Linked DNA regions of Homo sapiens: region 1 is linked to region 2. A link is an interaction called in ENCODE POLR2A ChIA-PET data of the cell type or tissue named here. Cell type or tissue: IMR-90. All regions are shown on one strand.

What was found. ChIA-PET counts read pairs that join two places held together with the same protein. Peaks named below come from ENCODE experiments on the same cell type or tissue, not always from the same donor. Only the 100,000 strongest peaks of a DNase experiment are listed, where the experiment ranks them.
Region 1: POLR2A ChIA-PET joins it to region 2 with 16 read pairs; 3 of 35 experiments call an interaction of 5 or more read pairs at or near these places.

What each region holds. Positions count from the first base shown.
Region 1 is chr22:43,066,772-43,074,771 of GRCh38, reverse strand. TTLL1 (TTL family tubulin polyglutamylase complex subunit L1) reads left to right here. Exons shown (of 11, transcript NM_012263.5): 4 at 4,928-5,136; 5 at 6,182-6,362. Among named protein-coding and RNA genes, the nearest start is that of TTLL1, 19 kb to the left of the region's middle. In IMR-90, no CTCF peak of the experiment used is centred here; a DNase peak (open chromatin) is centred at 7,131.
Region 2 is chr22:42,838,543-42,846,542 of GRCh38, reverse strand. ARFGAP3 (ARF GTPase activating protein 3) reads left to right here. Exons shown (of 16, transcript NM_014570.5): 3 at 5,527-5,599. Among named protein-coding and RNA genes, the nearest start is that of ARFGAP3, 15 kb to the left of the region's middle. In IMR-90, no CTCF peak of the experiment used is centred here; a DNase peak (open chromatin) is centred at 4,912; H3K27ac peaks cover 777 bases.

The sequences.
Region 1 (8,000 bases), 230 kb before region 2:
CACCATGTCCGGCCATGAATAAGAAGCAGTTTGGAGTTATTCTTTTTTTCTTTTTTGGTCATAAAGCTGCTGTTTATTTATTTATTTATTTATTTCAGAGGCAGAGTCTTCCCATGTTGCCCAGGCTGGTCTCAAACTCCTGGACTCAAGTGATCTTCCCACTTCAGCCTCCCAAAGTGTTGGGATTACAGGCGTGAGCCACTGTACCCAGCCTTCGGAGCTATTCTCAACAACAGCAAAAAATGGAATGAAATGAAGAAAAAGGCTAAACAGTGTAATAGTCTTGGCTAATTGATACATATATTTTTTTTTCTTTCTTTCTTTCTTTTTTTTTTTTTTTTTTTGAGACGAAATTTCGCTCCTGTCACCCAGACTGGAGTGCCATGGGGCAATCTCGGCTCATTGCAACCTCCACCTCCTGGGTTCAAGCGATTCTCCTGCCTTAGCCTCCCTAGTAGCTGGGATTACAAGCATGTGCCACCACGCCTGGCTTATTTTGTATTTTTAGTAGAGACGGGGGTTTCTCCATGTTGGTCAGGCTGGTCTCGAACTCCCGACCTCAGGTGATCCGCCCGCCTTGGCCTCCCAAAGTGCTAGGATTACAGGCGTGAGCCACTGTGCCTGGCCAAGCTAATTGATATTTTGAGAGCTCTTGTTCTGGCCGTCATGCCCGTAATCCCAGCACTGTGGGAGGCCAAGGCCGGTGGATCACTTGAGGCCAGGAGTTGGAGACCAGCATGACCAACATGACAAAACCTTGTCTCTACTAAAAATACAAAAAAACTAGCTGGGTGTGGTGGTGCCTGCCTGTAATCCCAGGAACTCGGGAGATTGAAGCAGGAGAATCGCTTGAACCCAGGAGGTGGAGGTTGCAGTGAGCTGAGATCGCGCCACTGCACTCCAACCTGGGTGACAGTGAGACTCTGTCTCAAAAAAAATAAATAAATAAATAAATAAAAAAGAAGAGCTTCTGTTCTAAGCACTAAATGTACAATCAGGTTTACAGAAAAATTGGTTGGGGTAAAATACTGGAAACAACTAAATGTTAAACAGTATGGGGGGGTGGGTTAAGTACTTTGAGTGGATTATGGTGCAGCCGTTAAAATAATTATGATGGGCTGGGCACAGCGGCTCATGCCTGTAATCCCAGCACTTTGGGAGGCCAAGGCGGGTGCATCACCTGAGGTCAGGAGTTGGAGACCAGCCTAGCCAACTTGGTGAAACCCCATCACTACAAAAATACAAAAATTATCTGGGTGTGGTGGTGCGCACCTGTAATCCTAGCTGCCCGGGAGGCTGAGGCAGGCAAATGGCCTCAACCTGGGAGGCAGAGGTTGCAGTGAGCTGAAATCACACCACTGCACTCCAGCCTGGGTGACAGAGTGAGACTGTACCTCAAAAAATAAAATAAATAAATAAATAAATAAATAAATAAATAAATAAATAGACCGGGCGCAGTGGCTCACACCTATAATCTCAGCACCTTGGGATGCCCAGGCAGGTGGATCACCTGAGGTCAGGAGTTTGAGACCAGCCTGGCCAACCATGGCCAACATGGTGAAACCCTGTCTCTACTAAAAATACAAAAATTAGCTGGGCTTAGTGGCAGGCGCCTGTAATCCCAGCTACTTGAGAGGCTGAGGCAGGGAGAATTGCTTGAACCCAGGAGGCGGAGGTTGCAGTTAGCTAAGATCGCACCACTGCACTCCAGCCTGGGCGACACAGCAAGACTGTCTCAAAAAAAAAAAAAGAATAATTGCAATGAATTGAAACTTATCATATGTATTTGAATTTATAAGTTCATACAACTGCAAACAGAAAAATACCCCAAAAGCCACATACCCAATTTGTGGCAGATTAAAGATGGCCACAGGCCAGGGCATAGAACTCTTGGGCACAGTGGCTCATGCCTGTAATCCCAGCACCTTGCGAGGAGTTTGAGACCAGCCTGGGCAGTATACTGAGACCCTGTCTCAAAAAAATTAGCTGGGTGGTGGGGTGCCTGGGTGCAGTGACTCATGCCTGTAATCCCAGCCTTTTGGGAGGTGGAGGCAGACAGATCTCTTGAGCCCAGGAGTTTGACACCAGCCTGTGCAAATGGTGAAACCTCATCTCTACAAACAAATACAAAAATTATCCAGGCATAGTGGTTCGTGCCTGTAGCCCCAGCTACTTGAGAGGCTGAGGTGGGAGGCTTGCTTGAGCCCAGGAGGTCAAGACTACAGTGAGCCTTGATTGTGCTACTGCACTCCAGCCTGGGCAACAGAGTGAGACCTTGTCTCTAAAAGAAAGAAAGAAAGAGAGAAAATAAAGATGGTGGCCAGGCGCGGTGGCTCACGCCTGTAATCCCAGCACTTTGGGAGGCCGAGATGGGCGGATCACAAGGTCAGGAGATCGAGACTATCCAGGCTAACACAGTGAAACCTCATCTCTACTAAAAATACAAAAAAATTATCCGGGCGTGGTGGCGAGTGCCGGTAGTCCCAGCTACTCGGGAGGCTGAGACAGGAGAATGGCGTGAACCCGGGAGGCGGAGATTGCAGTGAGCCGAGGTCACGCCACTACACTCCAGCCTGGGCGACAGAGCAAGACTCCGTCTCAAAAAAAAAAAAAAAAAGAAAAAGAAAATAAAGATGGTTGCGAAGTTCTTGCCACTACTTCACTCTAAAGTTGAGGTCTTTGTCCTTTCCTCGTGAAAGACTCTTTGACCACATTGACCAGTGGAATACAGTAAAAATCATACATGCCTGGGCCCAGGCCAATTCCTCTGTTGGAAACATGTGGGTGCCCTGAGCTGTCCTGTGAGAAGGTGCCATCCTGAAGCCCTCGTGCCACAGCGGCCACAGGTAGGTGTTGTACATGGCAGTGCAGCTGTGCCCACCTTCCAGCCTCCAGCTAGGCCTGCCAAGGTGTTAGACATGAAGAAAGCCTTCTGGGACCCCCAGCTCATCCCATCGGCTGGCTCTACACTTCTGAATGACCTCAGTCAGTGCCACAAGGAGAAGTAGAATTGCTCAGCTGAGCCCTGCCCCAATTCTCAGCCTTCCAAAGTGCTGGATTATAGGCCGGCATGGTGGCTCACGCCTGCAATCCTAGCACTGTGGGAAGCCAAGTCGGGCAGATCACCTGAGGTCAGGAGTTTGAGACCAGCCTGGCCAACGTGGCAAAACCCCGTCTCTACTAAAAATATAACAATTAGCGGTGTGTGGTGGTTCATGTCTGTAATCCCAGCTACTCAGGAGGCTGAGGCAGGAGAATGGCTCGAACCTGCGAGGCAGAGGTTGCAGTGAGCCAAGATCGTGCCACTGCACTCCAGCCTGGGCAACAGAGTAAAACTCTATCTCCAAAAACAAATAAACAAAACAAAACAAAACAAAACAAAAGTGCTGGATTACAGACGTGAGCCACTGCGCCCGGCCAGCTCTTTATTTTGAAAAACTGATAAATAAAGGGAAAGAATCAAGCACTGATTCTGTGTTTTGTGTATGAACTGTTCTTGAGGCACCTAGATTGTTGATGAAGGGAAGCTTGTCCCTATAGAAGTATTCCTGCCGTTGCCAAGCACGGTGGCTCACACCTGTAACTGCAGCACTTTGGGAGGCTGAGGCGGCAGGATCAGTTGAATCCAGGAGTTTGAGACCAGCCTGGGCAACATGGCAAATCCCCATCTCTACAAAAAAAATTATAAAAATTTAGCAGGACACGGTGGCCCCTTCCTGTAGTCCCAGCTACTTGGGAAGCTGAGAGAGGAGGATTGCTTGAGCCTGGGAGGCAGAGGTTGCAGTGCGGCGAGATCAAGTCATGACACCCCGGCCTGGGCAACAGAGCGAGACCCTGTCTCAAAAATAAATACATACATACATACATACATATTGCTTTTTTAGTTCTGATAATTATATAAAATAGGATATCACATAATTAAACATGGAGTCTTGAACCGTTAGAGAATCTTACAGAAATGCTTTGGATGAAATAATATGATGTCTGGGAATTGGTTCAGAACATGCCAGTGCTGAGGGGGGTGGAGGTTCAGACTAAACGAGACTGGCCACGTGCCGTTAACTGGTGAAGTGGGGCAATGGGGGTCCCTTAACGCTTTCTCTCTCCTTCTGAGTGTGATGGAGGTTTTCCATAATAAAAAGTCAAAAAAGATTCCCTTTATTCTAGCCATCCTGGAATCCACAGCAACCCTTCGGGGGCTCCGGGCACCCTCTCTAGGGTGGTGCTGTGGGGTGGGGGTAGGCTGGGGGCACAGGGACCACAGTGCAAGAGGCTGGGGCCACTTGCCATGTTTTGTGACTCTGGCTCTGAGCAGGGGCCAGCCCTTCCTCCGTACCCCTTCCCTGCTTCTCTGGGGGTTGGTGAGGACAGGCGTGTGGCGGGGAGACCGTGGCTTTCTCAGAGGCTCAGAAGGAATCTATTTCTCTTTCAACTCTGTCGTCCCCAACTTGCCCCTTCAGCAGACTCTCCAAGAATATCAAATACTGACTCAGGGCCCTTAAATAACCCCTGTGATTTTGTTTTTAAAGGCTCCTTGACCTTCCTGAATTTCGGTACAGATCCTGTTTAAATGAGTTTCCTGACTTCAGAGTCTGAAAAGGGTATATCTTTTATTTGTTGACAGTGTTATCATTAATCCGTGTTATCACTAATCAATAAACATCTATTGAGTGCCTGCTCCGGGCCAGAGAGGGAAACAGCTCAGAATCAGCACAGCTCCTGGCCCTCACACCACTTGGGTCCCGGCCTGTCCCTGGGCACCCATTCTCTGCTGCTGTGGGCCGGGCAACCCCTGGCTCAGGTGCCAGGGGATGTGGGAGTAGTGGTGAAGGGTGCTGAGGGTTCAGGGTGTTTGCGGGGACGGGAACAAAGGACTTCTGCCACACAGACATCACTGCCAAGTGTCTCTCCTGCTCATCTCTTTCAGGATGAGTGTGCAAACCATCCGAAATGTGTTCAGCGTTGAAGCTGGATATCGGCTCTCAGATGACCAAATAGTCAACCATTTTCCAAACCACTATGAACTGACCCGGAAGGACCTGATGGTGAAGAACATCAAAAGATACAGGAAGGAGCTGGAGAAAGAAGGGAGTCCTCTGGCAGAAAAAGATGAAAATGGAAAATACCTCTATCTGGGTTTGTGCGTCTTCCACCGGCTCATGTTTTCAGTAAACAGCTGAATTTTTTCTTTGGGGCGCGAGGCGCTGAGGTGGTGACTGTTGGCTTTGATGCGTGAGCATGTCCATGCGAGTTGTGGTGGCACCTGTTTCATTTCAGGTGTCTCCAGAATGAGGGAGAAGGAGGGGCCTGAGTGTGGCATCCTAGTTTCTGTGAGTGCCTTGGGAATTGCCTGGCATGGCGTTTTTTTTTTTTTTTTTTTGAGACAGAATCTCACTCTGTCATCCAGGCTGGAGTGTAGTGGCGCGATCTCAGCTCACTGCAACCTCCGCCTCCTGAGTTCAAGCAATTCTCCTGCCTCAGCCTCCCAAGTAGCTGGGACTACTGGTGCCCTCTACCATGCCCGACTAATTTTTTTTTTTTTTTTTTTTTTGTATTTTTAGTAGAGATGGGATTTCACCATATTGGCCAGGCTGGTCTCGAACTCCTGACCTTGTGATCCACCCGCTTCTGCCTCCCAAAGTGCTGGGATTATAGACGTGAGCCACCACACCCAGCCAGCATGGACTTTGTGTAAGCCAGAGGATGCCCTCAGCGCTCAGCCTGGGGAAATACTTCTTGAGCCACAGGCTGCCACGAGGGCTCATGACTGTGTCTGGCTATACCCAGGGAAGACAGTGTGTCCCTGTCCAAGTCCGGGATAAAAGCTGGACTGAATAGTTTCAGATTTCTTCACAAACCTGGGTAGAATTCTCTATCTGATCTCCCTGGGCCTCAGTTTCCTCGTCTGCTAAATGGGAATTATTACAGGGTTTACAGTAGCTCCCAGGTGGCCGTGGGGATTGAAAAATACAGGTTTGTAAGGTGCTTAGGTAGGCTCTATAAATGTAACTTGTGAGTGTTGCCCAGGGATTGTGCAGCAGAGGCCCTTGTTCTGTTAGCTGCTGGGTTGCGGTGGGGGACACTCAGCCCACAGGCCCTGGAAAGGCAAGGGCAAGATCTTTCTGTTCATGGCCACTGTTGGGCTGGCTGCTTACCAGTGCTGGGTGTCTTTGCCTTGCAGACTTTGTTCCAGTCACCTATATGCTGCCCGCTGACTACAACCTGTTTGTAGAGGAGTTCCGGAAGAGCCCGTCCAGCACCTGGATCATGAAGCCTTGTGGCAAGGCCCAGGGAAAGGGCATCTTCCTTATCAACAAGCTCTCACAGATCAAAAAGTGGTCCCGGGACAGCAAGACATCTTCGTAAGTGTGGGCAGCCACCCACTTTGTGTGCCAGGTCCCAGTTCACCGTTTTATGCTGTTCGCAGTCTTTGTGGGTTTTTGTTTGGTTTTTTTTTGACAGAGTCTCACTCTGTCGCCCAGGCAGGATTACAGTGGCACAATCTCAGCTCACTGCAACCTCCGCCTTCTGGGTTCAAGCGATTCTCCTGCTTCAGCCTCCCGAGTAGTTGGGATTACAGGCATGCGTCACCACGCCCAGCTAATTTTTGTATTTTTTTAATAGAGTTTTTTTTTTTTAAATAGAGATGGGGTTTTGCGGCTGGGCATGGTGGCTCATGCCTGTAATCTCAGCCCTTTGGGAGGCCGAGGTGGGTGGATCATGAGGTCAGGAGATCAAGACCAGCCTGGCCAAGATGGCGAAACTCCATCTCTACTAAAAATACAAAAAAAAAAAAAAAAATTAGCCAGGTGAGGTGGCAGGTGCCTGTAATCCCATCTACTCAGGAGGCTGAGGCAGGAGAATCGCTTGAACCCAGAAGGCAGAGGTTGCAGTGAGCTGAGATCGCGCCATGCACTCCAGCCTGGGTGACAGAGTGAGATTCTGTCTAAAAAAAAGAAAGAGAGAGAGGTGGGGTTTTGCCCTGTTAGCCAGGCTGGTCTCAAACTCCTGACCTCAGGGTGATCCACCCACCTCGGCCTCCCAAAGTGCTGGGATTACAGGCGTGATTCACTGTTCCTGGCCTGTTCTGTGGTCTTTGGCCATGAGCCACACAGCCCATGCTTGCTTTTACAGGCGTGCGTCATCTGTCACGTGGCGTCACGGTGGGGTTCTGTGGTTGTCTTCGTGTGATTAGTCCCAGACTCTGCCCAAGGCAGGCCATGAAGAAGGGTGTAGGTCATGGGCCAGGGCCTGCAGCCACTTTTTGATTACAGGCTGGTGTGAGAACCGCTCAGTCGTGGTGGTTCTGAGGCAGCGAGGCACCTGCCAAAGTCCTGGGACTCGTGGCCCTAGGGTCCTGGGTTTGAAGCCCAGTCTCACACGAAGTGGCTGAGCGTATTTTGTTCTTCAGACTCTCCATGTCTTACATTCTCCATCTGAGTAAACCGGGGACACCAGCAGCACCACTGCCATGGGGTTGTGATGGGGATGGAACGAGTTAACACATGTGAAATATGAAGCATCTGGGAGGAGCCGGGCACAGCCGATGGGCACAGCCGAGCAAGTGGTGGGGCAGTGGCCTCGTGGCAAGCCCAGGGGCCTGGGTCTGCTGGCTTCTCTGTCTTTGTTTTTTCTCAGCTGCTCAGAAGTGCCCGGGGCCCACCGGGGCAAAGCTTCTGTCTGATCCTTTTCCAGTGGGGAGATGACTCACTTGTCAGGAGTTCCCAGGGTGACAGGAGACACCTTCTCATTTTATAGCATGTTTACTTTTTTTTTTTTCTTTTGAGATGGAGTCTCACTCTGTTGCCCAGGCTGGAGTACAGTGGTACAATCTCAGCTCACTGCAACCTCACGCCTCCCAGGTTCAAGCGATCTGCCTACCTCAGCCTCCCAAGTAGCTGGGATCACAGGCACCCACCATGCCTGGCTAATTTTTTTATTTTTAGTAGAGATGGGGTTTTACCATGTTGGCCAGGCTGGTCTCTAACTCTTGACCTCAA
Region 2 (8,000 bases):
GTGAGTAAACCGTCTTCTACTTCTGATACTCTATGGCAATAGCCCATATGGGGCCTTTTGCATCAGAAGAAGACACCACCTTTGGACTGACAGTCTGATGGGATAACCCCACAGTCCAGTGGGAGGCAGGACTATTTGTGAAGTGAAATAAATTGAAATAATAAAAGAAATAATGGAAAGATCCCCAGGGCTTGGAAGCTAAGCAAGGCCTGCCTGTCACCTGCCACAGGCCCTTGCCAGGACAACTTGTGCAGAGCACCCTCAAACAGCCATGGCTTAGTCATTGCTGCCTCCCCCAGACAATTTCCAGAGATTTCCCTACTCCATCTTTTCTAGGGAAGGAACCAGCTAGGCTGCCCATCTGGAATTGTGGCAAGCAATCTTATATTATGACTTAAGGAATATCGAAATATTGATAGAACGTGATTATTAAAAAGGAGCATTTGTTTCTATAAGATAAAATCTATTATGATTCTTTGTCTTTTTTTTTTTTTTTTTTTTTTTGAGATGGAGTTTTGCTCTTGTCGCCCAAGCTGGAGTGCAATGGCGCGATCTCAGCTCACTGCAACCTCCACCTCCTGGGTTCAAGCGATTCTCCTGCCTCAGCCTCCCAAGTAGCTGGGATTACAAGTGCGCGCCACCACACTCAGCTAATTTTTGTATATTTAGTAGAGATGGGCTTTCACCTTGTTGGCCAGGATGGTCTTGATCTCCTGACCTTGTGATCCACCCCCCTCGTCCTCCCAAAGTGTTGGGATTACGGGCGTGAGCCACTGTGCCTGGCCTTGCCTTCTGTTTTCTTCTAAGAGTTTTATAGTTTTAGGTCTTACCTTTAAGTCTTTGATTCATTTTGAATTAATTTTTGTTCACAATGTCAGGTAAGAGTTCAACTTCATTCTTTTGTATGCGGATACCTAGTTTTTCCATCACCATTTGTTGAAAAGACTGTCTTTTCCCCATTGAATCAAACTTGGGGTTTTTTTTTGTTGTTGTTGTTTTGGGTTTTTTTTTTTTTTTGAGATGGAGTCTTGCTTTGTCACCCAGGCTGGGGTGCAGTGGCACGATCTTGGCTCACCTCAACTTCCGCCTCCCAGATTCAAATGATTCTCCTGCCCTCAGTCTCCTAAGTAGCTGGGATTACAGGCATGTGCCACCACGTCCATCTAAGTTTTGTACTTTTAGTAGAGACAGAGTTTCGCCGTGTTGGCCAGGTTGGTCTTGAACTCCTGACCTCAGGTGATCTGCCCGCCTCGGCCTCCCAAAGTGCTGGGATTACCCCGGCTAAAGCTTGTTTTTAATGTACTTTGTTTTCCAGATTGATCATTACCAGTTAACTTATGGTAACCTACTCTGCCCAGAGCAGATGAAGACTAGACTCAAGGCAATACCTAGTTACTTCTCTTCCTTCTGTCTTTACTGTGTTCTTTCCCTCTTTCTTTCTGCTAAGTCTCGCCCATTATAACCTCTCCTTCTTCCTCATCGCTAAAGAATACTTCCAGTTTAAGCCATTCCAGGAAATCGGGTGGTTTTATGATGTGTTCCTCCGTGAGGGAAGGAGTGACCTAGAGCCTGAGGGGCAGTACAGCAGGATCTGTTTGGGCCATTGCAGGTTTAATCACTGACCTTTTAAAAGTCAGATAAATAGAACTGTATGAGTCACAATGCTTGTAAATGATTCAAAAACAGCAATTAAAATTCATGATACAACCTTAGGGCAGGAGTCTAGGATTTGGGCAAGAAAAAGTCAAGGATGAGAAAGTACTCAGTATTGTTTTTGTTGTTATTTTTAAGGCAGAGAAGAGCTATTCTTTAAACATTTTTATTCCTTAAAAAAAACTGAGGGGCCGGACATAGTGGTTCACACCTGTAATCCCAGCACTTTGGGAGGCCAAGGTGGAAACATCACTTGAGCTTGGGAGTTTTTTGGGTTTTTTATTTTTTTTTTTTTTTTTTCCTTTGAGACAGAGTCTCACTCTATCCCCTCGGCTGGAGTGCAATGGCATGATCTCAGCTCACTGCAACCTCCGCCTCCCGGGTTCAAGCAATTCTCCTGCTTCAGCCTCCGAAGTAGCTGGGATTACAGGTGTGTGCCACCACACCCAGCTAATTTTTGTATTTTTACTAGAGACGGGGTTTCACCATGTTGGCCAGGCTGGTCTTGAACTCCTGACCTCATGTGATCCACCCACCTCAGCTTCCCAAAGTGCTGGGTTTACAGGCATGAGCCACAGCACCTAGCCGAGCATGGGAGTTTGAGGCTGCAGTGAGCTATGATCTCACCACTTCACTTCAGTCTGGGTGACAGAACAAAGACCCTGACTCAAAAAACAACAACAACCACCACCAAAAAAAGAAACAAAAAAAACCACTAGCTAATTGGGAAAAAATCCAAGCAGCCCCAAAATATATAAAGTCTCTCCTCTAGAATACTTTTCCCCTCTTCTTCCCCTCCCACTGCCAGACACACACACATGCACTGCTTCCTGTGTGGCATGGGTGGTGTGCATATTTAACTGGAGTTTTTTTTCTTTAACTAGAATTTCAAGTCAACAAATTTACAGAGGAAAAATAATTTATAAGTTATGGCTTTTGCCAAGCAAAGGGGGGAAGGCAGATTAAGAGTATATGGAGAGGGCAAACTGCATTGGTTGCTGACTGCTCCCAGAGTGGACCAGATTGAACTGACCTCTGCCCCTTTTCACCTCCATTGCTGGGATCTCCATGTTTCAGGCTGCTCCTCCCCTCTAGCTCTGTTTTTTCTCAAGTTTGCCGTTACGTATTTCATGAGCTTATTAAAGGTGAATGGGATCCCTGCATCGATCTTGTTGGCCTGGGGTTAGGGACAGGCTTAAATACAACGTAAATAAGAAGATAGACTGCAAAGTTATGCATGAGAGATGGAAACTAAGTCCTGTGCCCACTTCTGGTTGGAAAATAAGGCAAAGTTTAAAAGAGGTAACATTTGCAATGAACTTGGAAGGTTTGGTGAGGTTTTGATAATGGAGACAAGGCCGGGCATGGTGGCTTGCGCCTGTAATCCCAGCACTTGGGAGGCCGGGGTGGGAGGATAGCTTGAGCCCAGGAGTTTAAGACCAACCTGGGCAACATAGTGAGACCTCATCTCTACGACAACAAAAAAAGATAATGGAGACAAGGGAGGGAAAATTGAGGTCAGCACTCGGACCTTCAGATATAAAAGCAGGAAAAAGCGAAATGCTTTGTAGCGACTTTTTGTATGCATAGGAAAATAAAGAGAAGTAAGGGTGAAAGGAGAGGATCTGTGTCATATTGTGGAGCGCTTTAGCTGCCACACTGGGAGCTAAAAGTTCACTCCTGAGGCCCTGGAGGGGTGAGGCATGTGGGGAGGCTGACTCAGCCTGGGCAGAGCAGGAGACAGCATCAGGAAGAGGTGAGGACCGAGGCTGAGGATGCAGGAGCGGGGATGTGGTTGGGGGGTCGGGGGGAGGCAAATCTGAGCTGTCCTTTCCTGGCCTTGGGTGTGTTCCTTACCTCTGAATGTCTTGCTTTCCTTCTCTTGAAAGTGAGGGTGAGAATACTAGGACCTGCCGTACAGGGTGTTGGCAGGAGCGAGCAAGAGAGCCCCATACAGCCTGGCACATAGTGAGCCCTAGAACATGTTGATGATGACCAGGGCAGAATCTGGGCTCCTGCTCGGTGGACACTGGGGAGAACCTTTTTATGATGTTGGCGTAGAAAGGCAACGCTTTTTATGACCTTATAGAGGTAATCAAACAAGTTATAAACAAAGGGCGGCTGGGAAATTACTGAGATTGTCTATAAGTAAAACTCTAGATTAATAATGGTATGCACTTTGGGAGGCTGAGATGAGGGGATTGCTTGAGGCCAGGAGTTCGAGACTAGCCTGGCGAACATGGCAAAACCCCGTCTCTACTAAAATTACGAAAATTAGCCAGGTGTGGTTCCGCACGCCTCTAATCCCAGCTACCTCTGGAGGCTGGGGCACAAGAATTGCTTGAATCCAGAAGGCAGAGATTACCATGAGCTGAGATCGCCTCACTGCACTCTAGCCTGGGCAACAGAACGAGGCTGTGTCTCAAAAAAAAAAAGGTATGGTTCACTGGGCATGGTGGCTCACACCTGTAATCCCAACACTGAGAGGCTGAGGTGGGAGGATTGCCTGAGCCCAGGAGTTCTAGACCATCTTGGGCAACATAACAAGACCCTATCTCTATTTAAAAAAAAAAAAAAAAAAAAAAGGCCAGGCACGGTGGCTCATGCCTGTAATCACAGTACTTTGGGAGGCCAAGGTGGGTGGATCACCTAAGGTCGGGAGTTTGAGACCAACCTGACCAACATGAAGAAACCCTGTCTCTGCTAAAAATACAAAAATTAGCCGGGCGTAGTGACACCTGCCTGTTATCCCAGCTACCCAGGAGGCTGAGGCAGGAGAATCACTTGAACCCAGGAGGCAGAGGTTGCGGTGAGTCAAGATCGCACCATTGCACTCCAGCCGGGGCAACTCCGTCTCAAAAAAAAAAAAAAAAAAAAAGCCCGGCATGGTAGCTACCATCTACTTGGGAGGTTGAGACAGGAGGATTGCTTGAGCAATCCTGGTTGAGGCTGCAATGAGCTGTGATCACACCACTCCATTCCTGGGTGATGGAGTGAGACCCTGTCTCAAAAAAAAAAAAAAAAGAAATTAGTAAATATAAGGGCAGCACAAAGGAAAGTTTTGGTGGACCTAAAGCTTCTTTTCTTTTCTTTCTTCCTTGCCCATTTTGTAAAAGGTATTCTGCCTATACTCATTCTAAAATATCCACATTCCTTTACAGTTAGTGTAGGGCAAGCTATTACTGAATAACAACCTCTGCTTTTTGCTCATTTCTGTGGATTCAGTATAAAGATTCTAACATTGTTGCTTTACCGTCGACCCCTTGGGGAATGTGCATTGTTGAGGCTATACTCACTGCCTTTACTTGTTTCAGATTTGATCTTACAGTGGAGAGAAGTTAGGCATAAGGTGTGGAAGGGGCAGGAAGTGCTTGTAGCTTTCACTTCAGGAGCATGAAATCTTGTGTTTTTTCCTCTCTCTGCTGGTCGTGATGTTGGGTAGGTCTCTTCTACCTTGTGATAAGAGAATGAGCATCCTCCAAGCTTCTGGTAGCGATCAAACTGGACAAGTAGATCACCGACCTGAAAACATCCAAACAGTGCATCTGTTTCAAGTAGAGACACATTACCAAATTTCAAATCATATCCAACCAAGGATGGGAGGCAAAGAGTTGGTGTCGTTCCAGCAGCCCGCTGACACTTGTCATGTCCCTGTGCCCTGCATTCCAGGAAGGACGAGAGGAGCCAGGGGTTGCTCACGCCAACCATCATCCACTCTGGAGTCCTAGCATCCCAAAAGTGTGGGTCCTTGTTGACACAAACTTAGAATTCTTTAGGATCCTAAAGCCTAAGGAAACCTTGTTCTCAAAAGCTCACTGATTTTGCTCCTGGGGATAAAAAATATTAACAGTTAGTAATATTCTTTCCATTTAGATCTACAGAGTTGGATTCCAACTGGTCATGGTTTCAGTTGCGATGCATGCAAGTCGGAGGAAACGCTAGTGCAGTAAGTTCATCTCAAACTCGTCATTTTCCTTCTTGTTTAAATATTTGTTATGCTATAATAGTAAAGAAGCTCAGGCTAGGTGCAGTGGCTCATGCCTGTAATCTCAGCCATTTGGGAGGCTGAAATTACAGGCGTTTGGGAGGATCACTGGAGCCCAGGAGTTCAAGACCACCCTGGGCAACATGGCAAGACCCTCTGTTTATAAAAAACAAACAAGTCAGGTGTGGTGTCTCACGCCTGTAATCCCAACACTTTGGGAGGCTGAGGCGGGCGGATCACTTGAGGTCAAGAGTTCGAGACCAGCCTGGCCAACATGGTGGAACCCCATCTCTACTAAAAAAAAAATAATAATAACAAAAATTAGCTGGGTATGGTGGTGCACACCTGTAATCCCAGCTACTCGGGAGGCTGAGGCGGGAGAGTTGCATGAACCTGGGAGGCAGAGGTTGCAGTGAGCCGAGATCACACCACTGCACTCCAGCCTGGGTGACAGAGCGAGACTCCATCCCAAAAAAACAAACAAACAAACAAAAAGAGTTCAATACTTGAAAGTTTGGGAGGCCCTATGAGAAGAAGCAGAGAGCCTGATGGGTTTTGGAGTTGGACAGACCCAGTTGACTTGTTTATTCAAAAATCTGTTAAACACCTAATAAACAGGAAGCGTTGGCTAGCTGCTGGGGATATAGTGACAGACAAGACAAACAAGATCCCCAGCTGGGCACGGTGGCTCATGCTTGTAATCCTAGAACTTTGGGAGGCTGAGGCAGGCAGATCGCCTTGAGCCCATGAATGTAAGACTGACCTGGACAACATGACAAAACTCCGTTTCTGCAAAAAATGCAAAAATTAGCAAATCATGGTGGTGCATACCTGTAGTCCCAGCTACTCGGGAGGCTGAGGTGGGAGGATCTCTTGAGCCTGGGAGGTAGAGGTTGCAGTGAGCTGAGATCGCACCATTGTGCTCCAGCCTGGTTGATAGAGTGAGATCAGTGATAGATAGAGTGAGTTGATAGATTATCAAAATAATAAATTAAAATAACCAATATCCCCTCTTATAGGGGATATTTTATTATAAATAAAAATAATCAAGATCCCCTCTTATAGACAGGGGCAGTCAGAGAGTAATCAAAGAAATATGTTCACAGGAAAATAACAGGCAGTGATAAGTGCTTTAAGAAAATTAAAACAGGAAGTGAGGGTACAGAGAAACTGGAGGCTTCTTTATGATAATAGTTTTTTAATAACTGGGGTGACTTTTGTGGTTAGGATGGAATGCTTGTATTTAAATTAATATTTAACTTCTTAAATCTACAAATTAAAAAACCCATTCTTTTTTTTTTTTTTTTGAGACAGAGTTTGGCTCTGTTGCCCAGGCTGGAGTGCAGTGGCGCCATCTCAGCTCACTGCAACCTCCACCTCCCGGGTTCAAGAGATTCTCCTGCCTCAGCCTCCTGAGTAGCTGGGACTACAGGTGCACGTCACCATGCCTGGATTTTTTGGTATTTTTAGTAGAGACGAGGTTTCACCATGTTGGCCGAGCTGGTCTCAAACTCCTGACCTCAAGTGATCTGCCTGCCTTGGCCTCTCAAAGTGCTGGAATTACAGGCATGAGCCACAGCACCCGACCAAAAAACCCATTCTTCATGTCTTTAAATATAGCAAATATTGTGTGTTAATTTCTAAACACAAACATAAATACTGTGTGTTAAGTTCTGTGAAAAAATAACCTTAAAATATTCAATTAATTTATAATTTTAAAGAACTGATTTCCTTAACCCCATTTACAAACCTAAGTAAGGATTTTCTTTTTTTTTTTTTTTCTTTTTTTTTTTTTGAGACGGAATCTTGCTCTGTCACCCAGGCTGGAGTGCAGTGGCCCAATCTCAGCTCTCTGCAACCTCTGCCTCCCAGGTTCATGCCATTCTTCTGCCTCAGCCTCCCGAGTAGCTGGGACTACAGGCGCCCGCCACCACACCCAGCTAATTTTTTGTATTTTTAGTAGAGACGGGGTTTCACCATGTTAGCTAGGATGGTCTCGATCACCTGACCTTGTGATCCGCCCGCCTCAGCCTCCCAGAGTGCTGGGATTACAGGCATGAGCCACCGCGCCCGGCCTAATTAAGGATTTTCAAACATTTTAAACTTTATTTACAAATTCAGTATATTTGATTATCTCAAACACTGAACTGGCAGCCTTACAAATCTAGCCAGCCAAATCTTGCACAGCACTGGTAACCTATTTATCAGGCCAAAATGGTGTAGATGGAGTAAATGGAATTCCTTTAGGCGTTTCTTATATGCTAAAGTATAAGAAATCAAATTTGTATGCATTTCAAATAAAAATTATGGCCAGGCATGGTGGCTCGTGCCTGGAATCCCAACACTTCGGGAGGCTGAGGCG